Linked DNA regions of Homo sapiens: region 2 is linked to region 1. A link is an interaction called in ENCODE POLR2A ChIA-PET data of the cell type or tissue named here. Cell type or tissue: PC-9. All regions are shown on one strand. Links, peaks and the distances in the headings refer to the core of each region. The heading gives the core; the rest is flanking DNA. Region 1 has its middle 14 kb from the start of MYEOV. Region 2 holds the start of LOC105369370 (a long non-coding RNA gene).

Region 1 (9,013 bases), core at 1,279-6,278:
CCCACGAGCCACCCACGTGAGGATGCAGGTAGAGGTCAGCTGTCCGGAGCTCAGGGGACTGGGCTTACTGGAGATTTGGAAGGAACCCTTTCAAGAAGCTCCCCACCATGGAAAGACAAATTCTCCATCTCTATATGTATTAGAGGAATAAAGCCACAAAAGCTCAAGGGGTACTTAGCTCCATGGAAAGGGTGGAAACCATCATTATCCCAATTTTCCAGATGGGGAAACTGAGGCACAGAGAAGCTCAGCAAGGTCCCCAAGGCCACCTAAGTAGCCAGTGGCAGACGTGAGATTTTAATCCAGGCCCTCTGCCCCTGCAGCCCATGTTGTCACATCAGATGACTTGTCTGGGGTCACGCAGTCTTGGCTGAGCACAAAGCTGGCTCTCCTGACTCCAACTGCAGTGCTCTTTCCTCGCCCTTGCCTCAGCAGATAGTTGGAATTCCAGAGCCTGTAGCCACCAGAGAAGTTATCAGCGCATAGCTGAAATTACACCTTGCGAATTTGGATCTAAATCTTCCCCGGCTGTGGTTTTCACCCAGCATTCCTGGGCATAAGACGTCTCAGCTTGGCCCCAGGGGCTTATCGATGGAATTACCAGGTACCAGGAATGTGGGACCCAGGATCCTTATCCCAGAGGATGAGTGGTAAAGTATCCTGTGCCGCCATGTTGAAACTAAGGCAACCACCACCACCCCAGTCTCCTGCGGAGTGGCAGACCAGGGTCAGGCTTGGGTCACACAAACAGGTGTCATTGCTTTGGGACAAGCCAGGGAGCCAGGGGACGAGCCAGGGAGCTTCTGCATCCCCCATGCATCCCACTGTTTCTGAGCACGGTCACCAGGCTTGAAGCCTATGGCAGCCCCATGAATGGGTCTCCATCCCGATGTTATAGACTAGGAAGCGGAGACTGGAGGAGAACAAGCCACCTGCCTGGGCCCCCCACCCAAGGAATGGCAGAACCAGAACACAAACCCCAGGGGCTGGACTTGCATCATTTCTTCCACAACTACATCTTGCATCAGGCTTACTCAGAGCCGGGTTCCAAGACAGGGGCTGGAAACAGACAAACACGAGTTCATACCTGCCCTCAAACATCTCACAGTGGGAGGGAAGGGAACACTGGGGGACACACCATTCACTACGGACGTGGTTGTGCCTTCGAAAGGAAGGAGAGTCCAACACACGCTATGACGTTGAGCTGAGAGGAATAAGCCAGTCCCGGCAGGACAGGTACTGCAGGATCCCGCTAACAGGAGGTCCCTGGAGTGGTCAGATTCATGGAGACAGAAGGCAGAATGGGAGGTGCCAGGGGCTAAGGAAGGAGGAAGAAGGAGTTAACGTTTAACGGGTAGAGTTCTAGTTTGGAAGATGAGAAAGTTCTAGAGATGAATGGTAATGATGATTGTACAAGCATCCTGATGGGTGAATGTACTTTAATGCCACAGAACCATACACTAATAAATGATTAAAATGGTGAATATTATATTATGCGTATTTTACCATGATTAATTTCTTTTTTTTTTGAGATGGAGCCTCACTCTGTCACCCAGGTTGGAGTGCAGTGGCAGGATCTCAGCTTACTGCAGCCTCTGCCTCCCAGGTTCAAGTGATTCTCCTGCCTCAGCCTCCCAAGTAGCTGGGATTACAGTGCATGTCACCACGCCCAGGCAATTTGCGTATTTTTAGTAGAGACAGGATTTCACCATGTTGGCCAGGCTGGTCTCGAACTCCTGACCTCAAGTGATCAGCCCACCTTGGCCTCCCAAAGAGCTGGGATTACAGGTGTGAGCCACCACACCCAGCAAAATTGTTAATTGAAAAAAAAAAAAGAAACTGTTCACTTCATTCACTGGTTCTACAGCAGTGACCTAAAGCCCACTGTGCTCCCTTAAGCACTGTGCTGAGCCCTGGGCTGGGTGAGTGCATGAGGTTGTGTGTGTGATTGTGTGAGTGTGTGTGTGGGCATGCATGTGCGAGAGAGTGTGCACATCAGGGCATGAGAGGCATGTAAAAAAGTGTCCTGCTGGTGGGGTGTGGACGCCCAGGCAGGAAAGCCCGGGCCCACACAGGCAAACGTGGCTGCAACAGAAATAATTGCAGCATAATCATGTGGCCTTCAGGAAGCCAGGCTCAGTGCAGGGCACCTGATGCACACACCATTTAGTTCTCAGCACAGCTCTCTCAGGGAGCTATTATTAATACTATCCTGTCCAACAGAGAAGGAAACTGAGGCTCCCAGGGGGTCACCTGATCCAGGCTACTCAACTACTAAGACAAAGAGCAGGATTCCCACCTCATACATTGGTGATCTGTTGCTCATCCCAAATGACCCCAAACTCAGCAGCTGAAAGCCATACACATTAATTACCTCTTGCAGTTCCTGTGGGCCAGGGATCTGGGAGTGGCTTAGCCGGGTGATTCCGGCTCAGGGTCTCTCAGGAGGTCACAGTCTCAACTCTCAGTTGGCCAGGGCTGCAGTTTTATCTGATGGCTCAACTGGGGCTAAGGGATCCACTTCCAAGATGGCACACTCATACAGCTGTGGGTGGGAGACCTCAGTTCCTAGCTACGTGGACTTTTCTAGTGGGCTGCTTGAGGGTCCTCACAACATGATGGACATCATAATTGAAAAAAGAAAGACAGAAGCCACAGGCCTTTTATGATATGGCCTAGAGAGTCAAACTCCATCCTTTCCACAATATCCTGTCGGTTACAAGCTCAGTCTTATTCAGGATGGGAGGAAGCTACACAAGGATGTGAATAGCAAGAGGTGAGGATCAGTAGATGCCATTTTGAGTCAGCTACCACACCTAGTGTCATCCAAATCTCCTGCCAGGAGTCTGTCTTCTGCTACAAGACCAGAGGTCACTCACACAGAGTTGTTGGCATCAAAAGCCTCCAGAGACTGGGATTTGGTTGCTCTGGAAGAGAGGGGCAGGCCAGGCGGGAGTTCTGTACTGAAAGGAGACAGAAGTGGTACCCGGTCTGAGCCTGGGTCTCAACTGAGAAGCTCACATTAAGCCATAATCACATTTTGGAAACATTATGGGTGTGCGGGCATGGGAGGCATCCTTCTCAGACACATGCCAGCTCAGAAACACACCAGGGACCTGGGGGTGGGTGACCAGGTGAATGGCAGCACTTCTGATTGTGGCAGCAAGAGCTGGATGTTGGTGTCAGATAGACTTGAAATGTGTCCACTGGGTGTGACATTGAGTAAGTTTCCCACATCCACTCTGACCCTCAGTCTCCTCCTCTGAAATGGGATATTGTTTCTCCCACACAAGAGAGGGAATAAAGCCACACGTATCAAGGAGCCTGGAACACACCAGAGCCTTGGGTTCAGGCTCTGAACCCAAGCAAGAAGCAGAAACAGCCATGGCTCAGACCAGGCTATGCTCTGCCACATCGTGACTATGGCAAGCAGTTGGCATGGTCAGACACACTGCACCAGTGAAACATGACTGTCCTTGTCCCAGTTCAGCCAGAAGGACTCTTTCACTCCCACAGACACAGATTAGTCAGACTGACTAGTCGCTCCCTCCTGGGTGTGCCTGGGTGAAAGGGCCAACACCGCTTGTGGTTACTGGAATGCCCCATTAATGAGAAATGATCCGAACAAATATTTCACACCTCTTTTTTCACATTCCAATGGGAAAATAACATGGAGCACGGCGTGTTCCCCTCAAGGATAGCTGACAAAGGAAAAGGCCCTTCCTTTATCTCCACTGGGAGTTTTGTTTTCCTTTTATCTAAAAGGGGTTATCAGTGCTGCTCAAATAAAGAAGAAATGTGTGATTGAAAATGGGTGGAGGATATGCTATTTAGAAAAAAGAAAGCCTGAACAAATGAAAAATTGTATAAAGAGATTGTTTTTCATCAATTTGGCATTCCTTAATTACAGGCTAAATAAACCTCTCACCCTCAGTACAATCAGACATAATTAATGCAGTCTCTGTAACTGATCATTAATTATATCAGTAACACATATTATTTATTGCATGCATTTCATTGTTACAGTGACTCAGCGAAGAGGTGCTGGTAATACAGTTCACACTCTAGGAGGCATAGAAAAGCCAGTTAACTCATCCAAGCTCATGCAGCTAATAAACCGCAGACCCATGATTCAAGTCTGGCAGAGGTCTGACTCCAAAGCTCATGCTTCCCCACCCAAACACCATTCTATCTCCAAGGAAAGGAAGAACAGGTGTCTCTGGCTGAACAGTTGCAAAGCCAAGACTGAAAGGATTTATTTTTAAACAGCTTGACTTTTGTCACTTCACCCAAAATCAATACCAGCCTTGCTTTGTGTCCCTTCTGCAACTTGAGGTCTGACACTAGGAATTGGGGGTAGTGATGGATGCGCAGTACATCAGTGGGTGGGTAGAGGGGCAAAAAAATGGGCTCCTGAAGATTAAGTGGATGGACAGACAAGAAATAGATGATGCTGGGCAGGTGAACAGATAGACTGGCGGTGAGATGAAGGATGGATGCTGCATGCATGGGTGCCTGGCGGGTAAGGTGATGGTAGATGAATGAGTGTGGATGGATTGATATGGATGCTGCATGCATGGGTGTTGGGCAGGTAAAGTGATGAACGGACGGGTGAGTGTGGATGGATTGATGGTGGATACTGCATGCATGGGTGGCTGGTGGGTAAGGTGATGGTAGATGAGTAAGTGTGGATGGGTTGATGGTGGATGCTGCATGCATGGATGGCTGGTGGATAACATGGTGGCATGAATGAGTGACTCTGAAGGAACTGATGGTGGATGCTGCATGCATGGGTGACTGGTGGGTAATGTGATGGTAGATGAATGAGTGTGGATGGATTGATGGTGGATGCTGTGTGCATGGATGGCTGGTGGATAACATGGTGGCATGAATGAGTGACTCTGAAGGAACTGATGGTGGATGCTGCATGCATGGGTGACTGGTGGGTAATGTGATGGTAGATGAATGAGTGTGGATGGATTGATGGTGGATGCTGTGTGCATGGATGGCTGGTGGATAACATGGTGGCATGAATGAGTGACTCTGAAGGGACCCATGGTGGATGCTGCATGCATGGGTGGCTGGTGGGTAAGGTGATGCATGGATGGGTGAGTGTGGATGGATTGATGGTGGATGTTGCATGCATGGATGGCTAGTGGATAACATGATGGCATGGATGGGTGAGTGTGGATGGATTGATGGTGGATGCTGCATGCATGGGTGGCTGGTGAGTAAGGTGATGGATGGGTGGGTGAATGTGGATAGATTAAAGGTGGATGCTGCATGCATGGGTGGCTGGTGTGTAAGTGATGGATGGATGGGTGTGTGTTGATGGATTAATGGTGGATATTGCATGCATGGGTGGCTGGTGGGTAAGGGGATGGATGGATAAGTGAGTGTGAATAGATTGATGGTGGATGTTGCATGCATGGATGGCTGGTGGGTAACATGATGGCATGGATAGGTGAATGTGGATGGATTAATGGTGGATGCTGCATGCATGGGTGGCTGATGGGTAACACGATGGCATGGATGGGTGCGTATGGATGGATTGATGGTGGATGCTGTGTGCATGGGTGGCTGGTGGGTAAGGTGATGTATGGATAAGTGTAGATAGATTGATGGTGGATGTTGCATGCATGGGTAGCTGGTGGGTAAGTTGATGGATGGATGGGTGTGTGTGGATGGATTGATGGTGGATGCTGTGTGCATGTGTGGCTGGTGGGTAAGGTGATGGATGGATAAGTGAGTATAGATAGATTGATGGTAGATGTTGGCTAGAAGGACAGATCAATGGATTGTTAGGGGTCAAGGTGGGCAGTAGAATAAATGAGTGGGTAGGGCCAGTCCATCCTCAGGACACAAGAATCAAGCCCCTGACTGTGGGCCTGACTCCCCATTCCTCTGCAATTATCCCATGGGGTCTGGGAGATTGGCGAGGGCAGGACTTGGTCAGATACGTACCTGAGAGGACAGGCGATTCCTGAGCACTTGCTGCCTGGAAGTCTAGAATCTGAGAGGTGGCAGGGCTATAGAGACCACACTAGTTTTTTGGCAGGACCCCAGAGTGGGAGAGCCTGGCCGGCAAGCACAGGTAACACCAGGGCCCTCCACTCTGACCCTCACTTGGGCTCTGGTGGCTGAAGCCTGCCCCACACTCCAGCCTGAGCTGAACTACCCCTAGACCTGGCTGACTTAACCTCTCCAAGCCTTAGATTTCTAAATGAAGATCATAATATTAATTTAGGAAGATCATTTTAAGGATTCAGTAACATGATGTTTGCAAAATGCATGGCACAGAGTAGGTGCCCCGCAGGTGTGTCCCCAGGGCCTGGGACTCCAGACTCACCTGTGGGTGCCTGAGGCCTCACCCTCCCCCACAGCCCCGGCCTCCGGGAGGTAACTGCAAAAGCTCCAGGCGAGAGGCCCTGGGACCGTGGGAACTTCCTACAGCATGTTTGTCTTGGGCTGCCTGGGAGGGGCTGCCACCTCCGTCAGCTCCAGCAGGAGCTCCTGCCAGGTCACCCAGTGTGAAAAGAAGGAATTGTTCCCGGGACCTTTGCTTCCCTTGTCAAAGGTGACTTGAGCCTGAGATACAAGCACAGCCCCTCTTCCCTAAAGGCCAGGCCAGTCCCAGTTCCGTCCACACTCCCAAAGGGGTTGAAGGAGTCGTCTGTGCTGGGGGAACCCACAATGTCTTCCCTGCCAGCAGGTGTGAGGCTTTGCAGCCGTGAGTCCCCACCCATGAGCCAGCAGCTGGCTAGGGCTCCTCCAGGGTCCCACTAATTCCCACCACTTACCCGGTTCTCATTCCCCTTTGTGCCCCACAATACCCAGCACGGAACCCAACCCAGGGTCAGGGGCTCAGACACTTGGCTGAATCGAACTCCCCAGCCCAGGTGAGACCCCCACCCACCCATCCAGAACAGGGCACCTTCCCCTCCTCCCACCTGTCCTCTACCCTGCCCCCGGAGGGTGTCCCCTGTGCTGGTCTCTGGAGGTGGGCCGCAAGTCTCTATGCAGTTGGACACTTTCCTCACCAAGTTCTTGTCACTCTGCCTCAGCCTCCTCCACCCCAGTCACATGACTGAGGGTCAAGGTCTGCCCTCTCCCAGCCCACTGCCTACTGCCCACCTGCCCTGCATCAACCGGCTGGCAGCCCCAGGGTGTAACCTTCTGGCAACTGTGGAGCCTTCTGGAGACCAGCCATGTGGTGCTCGCTGCAGGCAGCACAGCTGGGGTTAAGGGCAGCCTCGGATCACAGAGGTTCCATTTCCGATTTTCCAGAAGTTGCCGATTATTAATGATCATTGTTCTTTCCTTCTGGGGCATAACAAAGCAGATTCAACTGACAACGGAACAGCAGCAGGTCAAGATTCCCACAGTATGAAATGTCAGCCTCTGGCGGCAATGACATTCACCCAGGGGCACTAAAAATAGACGTAAAAACAGAAGCATGCAGCCTCCGGAGGCTGGAGAGGCCAGGTGAGCTCAGGACTGAAATGACACTTGCAGTGACATCTATGGCCCATGGCAAAGCTGGGCTTTTCCTACTTCCTTTTTTTAAAAATTTTTTTCTTGAGAGAAAAAAAGAAAGTGAACTTGAGAAGGGTCAGCCCAGAAGGACTTTGCTTTTTTAAGTCTGATTTTACGTGCAAAATTCAGGTAGAAAGAAAAACTGCCATGAGATATGAGCATGGGGGGCATCAAGTTGGGCTAAATTCACCACTGCTTAGCCCAGAGAGGCGCAGAGGCTGCTTATTATGCTTCCCAGCTCCTCACTGACCCAGAATTGGCTATGGGACCTGGCTGAGGTCAGCACAGACCAACAGAACTCTTCTGACAATAGAAATGCTCTGTACCTGCTCCGTCCCATCTGGTACCCAATAGCTATAGTAGCACTTGAAATGTGGCTGTAGGCTGGGCACGGTAGCTCACATCTGTGGCCCCAGCTACTCAGGGGGCTGAGGTGGGAGGATAGCTTCAGACCAGGGGTTCAAGACCAGCCTGAGCAACATAGTGAGACCCCAACTCTACAAAAAATAAACAATTATCTGTTCTTGGTGATGCCCACCTCTAGTCTGGGCTACTTGAGAGGCAGAAGCTGGAGGGTCGCCTGAGCCCAGAAGTTCAGTGTTACAATGAGCTATAATGATTGCACCACTGCAATCCAGCCTGGGTGACAGGGTGAGACCCTATCTCTAAATTTAAAAAAGAAAGACCGAAACGATGTGACTCTGGCAATTGAGCAACTGAATTGTTAATTTTATTTAATTTTAATTGATTTAGATTTAAAGAGCCATATTTAAATGATGGCTAGTGTCTACTGTACTAGACCACACAGTTTTAGGCTCTGGGGAAAGAGAGCTGCAATTGATTAGCAATGTCTGCCAGGGACGCAGGCTGGGAAGATAAGGCACAAATGCCATATTACAGAAGGACCAGAGATCCAGTGTGATCTGGGTCACCTGAGACCTAAATCAGTGATTCTGGTGCCTGCACAGTTTCAGCATTCAGGAGGAAAAGTGTCTGTGAAGTTTAGTGTCACCCCCTACTCTTCAGTCTCATGGTCTAGTCAGGCAACTGCAAGTCTCTTTACTAGTTTTCTTCCACAGCAGACAGAGGGGTCCTTCCAAAATACCAATGCAGCCATTATCTACCTTGCTTGAAAGCCTGAATCTAATCCTCCAACCATGGCCACCAAGACCTATCCTGAGGCTGTGCCCCTCTGTGGCCTAGGCCCCTCAGTCTTCTCCACCTCCATCCAACACAGACCCCACCAGTCCTGGCTGGTTCTTCCTCTGCTCCACTGCACAGGAAGCTCCAAAGCAAGGGCTTCCTCTTGCACCATCTTAGCACCTCCACCGAAAGCACAGGACCTGAAGAGTCCCCACGGGAGGCTCACATGATTCCAGGAACTCCCAAGTCTACATTATTTTTATGTCCTTCCAATAATAAGACAAGAATCCTTATCGCCCTGTTTTGCAGATGAGGATACTGAGGTTCAAAGAGG
Region 2 (9,013 bases), core at 2,556-7,555, 57 kb before region 1:
AAATGCGCCGTGTCAGATGGGGCTGGCTGGTATGTGGTTCCCTCCTTGTGCACTGGCAGCTTAGCCCAGAATGCGCAACTGCTTCCTCAGAGGTGCTGTCAGCGGACTTTCTGGTCCCCAGGGAGCTGAGGGGCCTCCGGCTCAGGCCACCTCAAGGCTCAGCCCTTCAGACAGAAGCACGCGGCCCTGGCTGTTTTGCAGACGATGGCATGAGGCTGGGGGCCTGGGACCCAGCCCCTGTCCTGTGAAAGCAGCAGGTCTTTCACGCCCACTCTGGCTCCTTTCTGACTCTTTCCTGGCTCGCTTTGCCTGGACTTAGCCTCTGACCCCATCATATGAACAGCAATGCCTGGGAATATTGGAGCAGGCTGTCCTCTCTGTTCCCTTCTGTGTCCCTGCCACCATCCCCAGGAAAGAACCCACTGCCTGGGCGGGGACCCCCAGGCCTGCAGGACTGGCCTTTGCCTGTGTCTGGCCTTGCCCCATCGTGCACGGCCTGCCCCTTGTTTCTCCAGGGCACAGGACTCTCTTGCTGCCTTTGCACCTGCTGATCCCCCAAACACCTCCCCTCCCTTCTTGTGAATTTATGCCCATCTTCCAGGTGGGTATTCCTTTGCTCAGGCTACTGTAACAAAGCACTGCAGGCTGGATGGCCTCAACAACAGATGTTTATCATCTCACAGTCTCAGAGGCTGGAAGTCCAAGATCAAGGTATGGGCAGGGTCAGTTCCCCCAAGGCCTCTCTCTTTGGCTTATCCCCGTGCCTCTCTCTGTGACCACATTTCCCCTCATTACAAGGCCACCCATCAGATTGGATTAGAGCCCACCCAAACGACTTCACTTTGACTTAACTACCTCTGTAAAGACCCTATCTGCATATAAGGTCACATTCTGAGGTGTTGGGGTTAGAACTACAACAAATGAATTTAGGGAGACATAATTCAATCTATAACAATGCCTAAGCCCCAGTGTCATTTCCCCAGAGCCTCCAGAACAGATCAGATGCAGGCACCACTCCCTTCCACTCCCCTGTCGTGGCCTCGCATCCCTCAAGGGCATACGTTCCCTGTCTGCTCCACCCCCACTTCCGGAGGCAAGTGTCCATCTGCCTTATAACCTCCGCCGACCCCATGCCTGTCACCAGCAGGTGCTCAACACATATTTGTCAAAAGACACATAACCAAGATTTTGGCCGGGCGTAGTGGCTCACGCCTGTAATCCCAGCACTTTGGGAGGCTGAGACGGGTGGATCATGAGGTTAGGAGATCGAGACCATCCTGGCTAACACGGTGAAACCCCGTCTCTAATAAAAAACAAAAAATTAGCCGGGCGTGGTGGCGGGTGCCTGTAGTCCCAGCTACTTGGGAGGCTGAGGCAGGAGAATGCCATGAACCCGGGAGGCAGAGCTTGCAGTGAGCCAAGATCGTGCCACTGCACTCCAGCCTGGGCAACAGAGCAAGACTCTGTCTCAAAAAAAAAAAAAAAAAAAGACACATAACCCTGTTGGAGCCATGCCCCTTGCGGTCCAGTCTCAGTGCTGTGGTTAAACACACACACACACAGAGTCTATGCATCAGCTAGGAATGCTTTCAATAACAAACAACAGATACCCCAACTAACCTTGCCATAAACAAATAGGAGTTTATTTTTTTCTCACACTCTGAGTCTGGAAGCAGGTGCTGCTGCTGTGGGTCCAGGGGCTGGCATCTCCGTGGTTCTCTTGACTGTCATTCCCACTGGTGCTTCACGGCTGCAAGGTGGCTGCCACAGCTCTGGGCATTGCCTCCACCTTCAAGGTAGGAAGGAAGAGGAAGGACAGTTTCAGGTATGTGTATCTTCTTTTTTAATCAGGAAAGAAAAAACAAAAACAAAACAAAACAAACAAACAAAAAACCTTTCCCAGAAGTTCCCAAAAGACTTGTGGGAAACGGACAGAATGGGTTACATGGCCACCCCCAGTGGTTGAAGAAGCTGCAAACAGCAGCGCTTGGCTCTTCTGTCCTCTGTAATGGGAGGTACTGGGCCTAAAAGAGTTGGGAATGTGATCGAGTTCACCAGCCAGCGGTGTGTCCCCTCCAGAACCTCAAAACTAATTTCAGAATGTCTCCAGCTATTACCTTGCACCTCTCAAACCCCATAATGGGCACACAGGGCCTATACCAATGTACTCCAGCAACAGGCATGGCCCTCACTAGCCTGCTTCCTGCTCTCCTTCTCCAACGTGCTTCTCCATCCCAAATCTGCATCCCAAAAGGCCCAAAACACCAAGGGGCAAGGACAGAAACTTCCTCCAGGAGGTGGGAGGAAGAAGAAGAGACCGAGGGTAAAGCCAGACCCCTGCAGGGGGAGGCAGAGGGAAGTCTGGGAGCCCTCTGCCATCTCAGTCCTAAGACAAATGAATGGGCAAATGCATAAATGAAACTTTACTGCATTTGTGCCTCAAAAAAAATCTGTGCACTCAATGAAAAGACCAGCTGGGGTGTGCTAGAAACAGAGCACCTGCTGCCGGGGTCTCATCCTGGCTCGTGGCGTGGCTTCAGGTGGCTCCTTCTCTGGGCCTCCATTTCCTTATCCGAGGATGGGGTAAAGGTTGGGTCATGGTTTCCTCATGGAGCATTGTCTCTGTGCCCACAGCATGTTAAACAGGAAAGAGTTATGTATGCACAGGTGTGTCCTACATATGGAGGGGAGGCTGTCATTGGAATCCCCTCACAGCCAATGCTGGGAAGAGCCCAAAGATGGCTGCCCTGAACTGAGAGCTTTCAGGGTGACTTTCTGACCTGCAGGGGAAGCCCTTCTAGGATGCTGGGCCATCTGTGCTTCCAGAAGTTTCCTTTGAAGCCATGAGAGATGTAGGCTCTGGGCAGGAGGCAGAGGCTCTAGGGAGCTTAGCTATGCAGCAGGACCCATCTTTCCACAGAGGGGACACTGTCGTCATCTCCTCCCATGTACCAGGCACTGTGTTCAACATGCCCCCAGTTTGGAGGAGCCCATCTGATATGGTTTGGCTCTGTGTCCCCACCCAGATCTCACCTTGAATTGTCATAATCCCCACATGTCGTGGGAGGGACCCAGTGGGAGGTCACTGATTCATGGGTTTTTTTCCCATGCTGTTCTCGTGATAATGAGTAAGTCACATGAGATCTGATGGTTTTTTAAAGGGGAGTTCCCCTGCAGACACTCTCTTGTCAGCCGCCATGTAAAATGTGCCTTTGCTCTTCCTTCGCCTTCTGCCATGATTATGAGACCTCCCCAGCCATGTGGAACTGTGAGTCCAGTAAACCTCTTTCCTTTATAAATTACCCAGTCTCAGGTCTGCCTTTACTAGCAGCATGAGAGCAGACTAATACGCCATCCTCTTCCCTAATGCCCTGTGGAGTCACACACTGGCCCATGGCCCTACACTTCATCCTTGCACCCCATGGAGAATGGCTTATTTTATAGGGGTGTCCACCTTTGGCTTGTATTTCTAGGTAGAGTTCAGTAAATTGATTAAAACACTCTGGGTCTCTTCCACTTTCAGCCGTGTTGGGGTAACTAGTGCTGGACGGGCCATCCCACTGCAAACACACATGATTGAACTGGACAGCATGTTTGAGACAACTCTGGGCGGGCAGTGAACAGCAAGCAGTGCATGACTTGATGCTGAGAGGCAGGGCGCTCAGGAGCCAGCCATGCCACCCCTGGAGACCATCTCCCCCCATGGCTCAGCAGGCAGGAGGCCTCACAGAGCAGAGTGGTCCCACTGAGCTCAAGAGGCAGAGACCAGAGTTCACAGTCCAGAAGCTTCTGGGAGCTATGAGGCAGGGCATCAGAGAGGCTCTGCTGTGGGGGAGGCAGGCGCAGAGGTACCATCAGGGGTCCCCCAGCCAGGAGTCCTCGGCTGAGTCCTGGGGAGGATGAGGCTACAGGAGGGGTGCCCAGCGTGGCTGCTGCAGAGTTAGGGAGGGAAGGAGATGCTGTGGTTCCAGTAAAGCGTGGGGTCAAGGGGGCTGCAGCCACCCAGTGTGCAGAGGTCTCCAGCACCTGGGCATCCAGCTGGGATGAAAGACACTCAGGAGCAAGACCCGCTTCAGACTCACCCCATCACAACCTATGTCAAGCCCTGATGAGATCTGTGGGGGAAGAGGGTGGGTGGTGGAGTCCAACCACGTCAGAGAGGCTTGGGGAGCACCCTGGGCTCCCACAAACCCACGCGGCAAAGTATAAAGCCAAGTACGTGCAAGTTCAGGGTGAGCAGAAAAATCCCAACGCTCCTCAGAGGGGGAAAAGGAATAGAGGTTCCACCACACATCACCCACAAGGTGGGTGCACAACAAAAACATTCCTAGGTATTAAAAGAAAAAACACAGATGGGAAAATGTGACCCACAGTAGAGAAGAAAGCAGTCAAGAAAAACACCCCAAGATAATTCATGGGCCAATAAGGAAATCACAAGGACACAGAGAGTATTCACCACAAAATTTAAAAAATTGATCCATTGACTTCATCAAAATTAAAACCCTCTGCACTTCAAAAAACACGGCAAAATCACAGACTGTGAGAGAATATTTACAACGCACAGCTCCAACAAAAGTTTGCATTCAGAATATTTAAAGGACTCTCGGCTGGGCGTGGTGGCTCACACCTGTAATCCCAGCACTTTGGGAGGTCGAGGAGGGTGGATCACCTGAGATCAGGAGTTTGAGACCAGCCTGGCCAACATGGCAAAACCCTGTCTCTACTAAAAATACAAAACAAATTAGCCCAGCAGGGTGGCGGGTGCCTGTAGTCCCAGCTACTCATCAGGAGGCTGAGGCAGGAGAATCACTTGAACCCGGGAGGTAGAGGTTGCAGTGAGCCGAGATCGCGCCATTGCACTCCAGCCTGGGCAACAGAGTAAGACTCTGTCTCAAAAAAAAAAAAAAAAAAAAAAAAAAAAAAGGCTGGGCGCGGTGGCTCACACCTGTAATCCCAGCACTTTGGGAGGCCAAGGCGGGCAGATCACAGGGTCAGAAGTTCGAGACCAGCCTGGTCAATATGGTAAAAAACCCTGTCTCTAATAAAAATACAAAAATTAGCTGGGCATGGTGGTGGGCGCCTGTAGTCCCAGCTACTCAGGAGGCTGAGGCAGGAGAATCGCTTGAACCCAGGAGGCAGAGGTTGCAGTGAGCTGAGATCGTGCCACTGAGCACACTACGCACAGCCTCACGCAGTCACTGGGGTCGTGCTGAGCCAGGAGGACAAAGGAGAGCCCAGGCTGCATAGAACTCTGTTTGTACAGCATTCTGTGACACATAAATTCACACAGTAGCTACAGGAAGAAGCTCTGGTGTTACCTGCAGTGGGGAGTGGCTGACTGATTGCAAAAGAGGCGTGCAGAAACTTTCTGAAAGTGTTTTATCTCTTGGTAAAAGTGACAGTCTCAAAAAAAAAAAAGGATGTCTAAAGGACTCTCATAACACAATCACAGATAACTCAGTAAATATATGGACAATGGGTGTGAATGTATGCTTCACAGAAGGAAATACCTAACTGGCTAATAAACTCATGAAAAGGTGCTCATCAGCATTGGTAATCATGGAAATACAGATTAAACCCAGTGAGATGCCACTCCATGCCCACTAAAGCACATCAGATGAGATGGGCCACCCCCGGCACTGGCAAGGATGGAGAACATCTGAGTTGTCATGCACTGACGGTGGCCATGGAAAGGTGTACAGCCATTCTGCAGTAATTTGGCAGTTTCTTACAAAGTTAAATATACTTTTACCATACAACCCACTCCTAGGTGCTTTCCCAAGAGAAATAGCATCTGCCCACGAAAAGAGTCATACACAAATATTTATAGCAGCAGGAAGTGGAAATAAGCCCACTGCTTACCACTGCTCATCACTGTGTGAGTGGATAAACACCATGAAAAGGGGCAGGCTGCAGATACGTACAGCCTCATGCAGTCACTGGGGCCATGCTGAGCCAGGTGGACAAAGAGCCCGGGCTGCATAGAACTCTGTTTGTACAGCATTCTGTGACACGTAAATTCACACAGTAGCTACAGGAAGCAGCTCTGTTGTTACCTGAAGTGGGGAGTGGCTGACTGATTGCAAAGAGGCGTGCAGAAACTTTCTGAAAGTGTTTTATCTCTTGGTAAAAGTGGCAGTGACCCAACTGTGTACATTTGTCAACTCACTGAATTGCAGGCTTAAATTAGTGAATTTTATTGTATACAAATTATACCTCCGCAAAGTAGATTTTAAAAAATCAGTGTGTTGGAAGGCCGAGGCAGGTGGATCACCTGAGGTTAGGAGTTCAAGACCAGCCTGACCAACATAGAGAATCCCCGTCTTTACTAAAAATACAAAAAATTAGCTGGGTGTGGTGGCAGGTGCCTATAATCCCAGCTACTCAGGAGGCTGAGGCAGGAGAATCACTTGAACCTGGGAGGCAGAGGTTGCAGTGAGCCAAGATCACACCATTGCACTCTAGCCTGGGCAACAAAGCAAGACTCCATCTCAAAATAAAAATAAAATAATAAATAAATAAATAAAAATAAAAATAAGTCATTGTGGCCGGGCACAGTGGCTCACACATGTAATCGCAGCACTTTGGGAGGCCAAGGCAGGAGGATTGTTTGAGCCCAGAGGTTGAGACCAGCCTGGGCAGCATTGTCAAACTCCATCTCTACAAAAAATACAAAAATTAGCTGGGTGTGGTGGCACATGCCTGTGGTCCCAGCTACTTGGAAGGCTGAGGTGGGAGGATCGCTTGAGCCTGGGAGGTCAAGGCTGCAGTGAGCTGAGATCGCACGCCTGGACTCCAGCCTGGGTGACAGAGTGAGACCCTGTCTCACAAAGAAAGATCATTGAGCTTCACTCTTAAAAGATGTACAATGTATTGAACGTAAATTGTTCCTCTGTAAAAACTGATATTTTTTTTAAAGTCCTAGGCATGGGGCTTGATATCTTGCCTTCCCTCTCTGCCCCAGGCTAGATAACGTAACATATAGCTAAGTTCGTGTGCCCAAATCTAGACATCCCTCAGTGGGCTTGGCCAGGGCTGGATTCCAGGTACGAGTAGACAGGGCCATCATTAGCCCAGCATGACTCAGCATTCGGAAGCTACATTGCCTGGCAGTTTTGCTGTGGTATAAACCACCGCACCTCTCAGAGGTGTATAGCAGTGAAGGTTTATGTCCCCTGCACTTTGCATGGGAGCCACGAGTCTGCCCACAGCTTGCGTGCCAGGGCTCATGCTGAAGGCACAGCTCCTGGTGGCACATGCTCTTCTCACGTCAACCTCAATGGCACTTAGCGCTTGCACTCAGACCAAGGGTCAATGTTGTCCTCTCATCTTCCATTGACCAAAGCAAGCAGGTGGTACTCCCCAGCAGCACAGGGACAGGAATGGAGGCGCTTTCTGCAGGCGGCACTGCCAAGCCACATGGCGTTGGTGGGGACATCCCATTCTCTTAAGGGAGGAGACAGTCATTGTTGGGAAAAGAAACACAATCTGCCACATCTTCCAATCAGCTTTGGCAAGTCATGACACTGACACACTTTGCTCTTTTCTCTGCGTAGCTCCCGTGTCACTCCCTCCATGGGGTGGGACAGAGCAAGGTAGAAGAGTGAGGAGCTGTCCCCGTCCCCTGCTTGTGAACCCCAAGGCTGCATTCTATCGCACAGGTTCTCCGACTGCATTCCTAGCCCTGGGTCCTTGCAGGCAGGAAGGGGGTGGCCCTGTGTGGGGAAGGTGGGGAGTCCACCGGTCCCAGCAGCCGTGTTTCCATCACCTCTGTGTGTTAGGAGATTCCTCACCAGATTCTGATGAAAAGGAAGTCTCTGCCACTGAAAGACACATTTACAAACAGCTGTATGGTCTCATTCAGTTTCCGCAGCCCTGAGGAGCAGGAACTATCATGTCCATCTCCTGGATGAAGAGCTCCAGAGAGATCAAATGACTCATCCAGGGGTGCCCCACTGGCATTGAATGGGGGGTCAAAATGTCAACCCAGGTGTGTCCACCGAGGCTCTTTGCCCCACATCAAGGCATCCCTGGGCACAGGCCACGCTGTGGGGCACTGACTGCCAGCCTCCCAAAGGTGTCCACACACTGATGCCCGGAACTGTGCACATGCAATCAGGGTCGTGCATATGCAAACAGATTCATGCATATGCAAACAGGGTCATGCATACGCAAACAGAGCTGTGCATATGCACACAGGGCTGTGCGGATGTGAGTAAGGAAATGATCCCGAGCTGGATTATCCAAGTGGGCTCTAAATTGAATCTCAGGGTCCTTAGAGAGGAGGCAGGGAGGACAGACAGAAGCAAAGTGCTGTTACAACAGAAGCCGATGGGTGAAATGATTGTGGTGTGTGGTGAAGCTATGCTGTTGTTTTGAACATGAAGGAAGGGGCCACAATCCAATGAACACAAGTGGCCTCTAGAAGCTGGAAAGGGCCCCCAGTGGATTTCCCTCCTGAGCCTCCAGAAAAACCAGCCCTGCTGACTCCTTGATTTTAGCCCAGGGAGACTGATTTCAGACATTTGACCTCCAGAATGTATGGGAATAAATTTGCATTGTTAGAAGCTACTTCATTTGTGCTAATTTGTGACCGTAGCCACAGGAAGCTAATACACACACCAAGCAGTGACAACCTCTCTCTAGGGCATAGAACTTTTCACTGTACCAAGCATATCCTCTATGGCATTAGACTCTCACAACCCAAGCTGAAGACACTGAGCTTGGAGAGGGGAAGGGACCTGCCTAAAGTCACACAGCCACTGAAGGTGGCACCAGGACTGGGCCCAGGTCTTAGGTTCAATGGCTGCAGTACAAAGACCTTGAGCATTAGACCAGGGTTGGCGAGGAATGTAGCAGGGGCTGGTGAGCACCAGTTGCCTTTTCTCCTGTCCAGCCTCTCTTCCCAATATGCCTGGAGCTGTCTCTCAACCTCTCCAGCTTGGGGGTGTAGTTTTCCTTAGATTCACTAATCTACCCCATATGCATCCAACAAATGCCCCCTTTGCCTAGG

Evidence for each region. ChIA-PET counts read pairs that join two places held together with the same protein. Peaks named below come from ENCODE experiments on the same cell type or tissue, not always from the same donor. Only the 100,000 strongest peaks of a DNase experiment are listed, where the experiment ranks them.
Region 2: POLR2A ChIA-PET joins it to region 1 with 6 read pairs; 7 of 35 experiments call an interaction of 5 or more read pairs at or near these places.

What each region holds. Positions count from the first base shown.
Region 1 is chr11:69,275,739-69,284,751 of GRCh38, reverse strand. No RefSeq gene overlaps it. Among named protein-coding and RNA genes, the nearest start is that of MYEOV, 14 kb to the left of the region's middle. In PC-9, for the core only: a CTCF peak has its summit at 4,190; DNase peaks (open chromatin) are centred at 3,541 and 4,101; H3K4me3 peaks cover 1,533 bases; H3K27ac peaks cover 5,000 bases.
Region 2 is chr11:69,334,286-69,343,298 of GRCh38, reverse strand. LOC105369370 (a long non-coding RNA gene) reads right to left here and starts at 6,159. Exons shown (of 5, transcript XR_950269.4): 1 at 5,863-6,159; 2 at 1,621-1,789. RefSeq lists enhancers at 1-805, 3,453-3,952, 3,953-4,454, 5,670-5,899. In PC-9, for the core only: no CTCF peak of the experiment used is centred there; a DNase peak (open chromatin) is centred at 5,298; H3K27ac peaks cover 2,723 bases.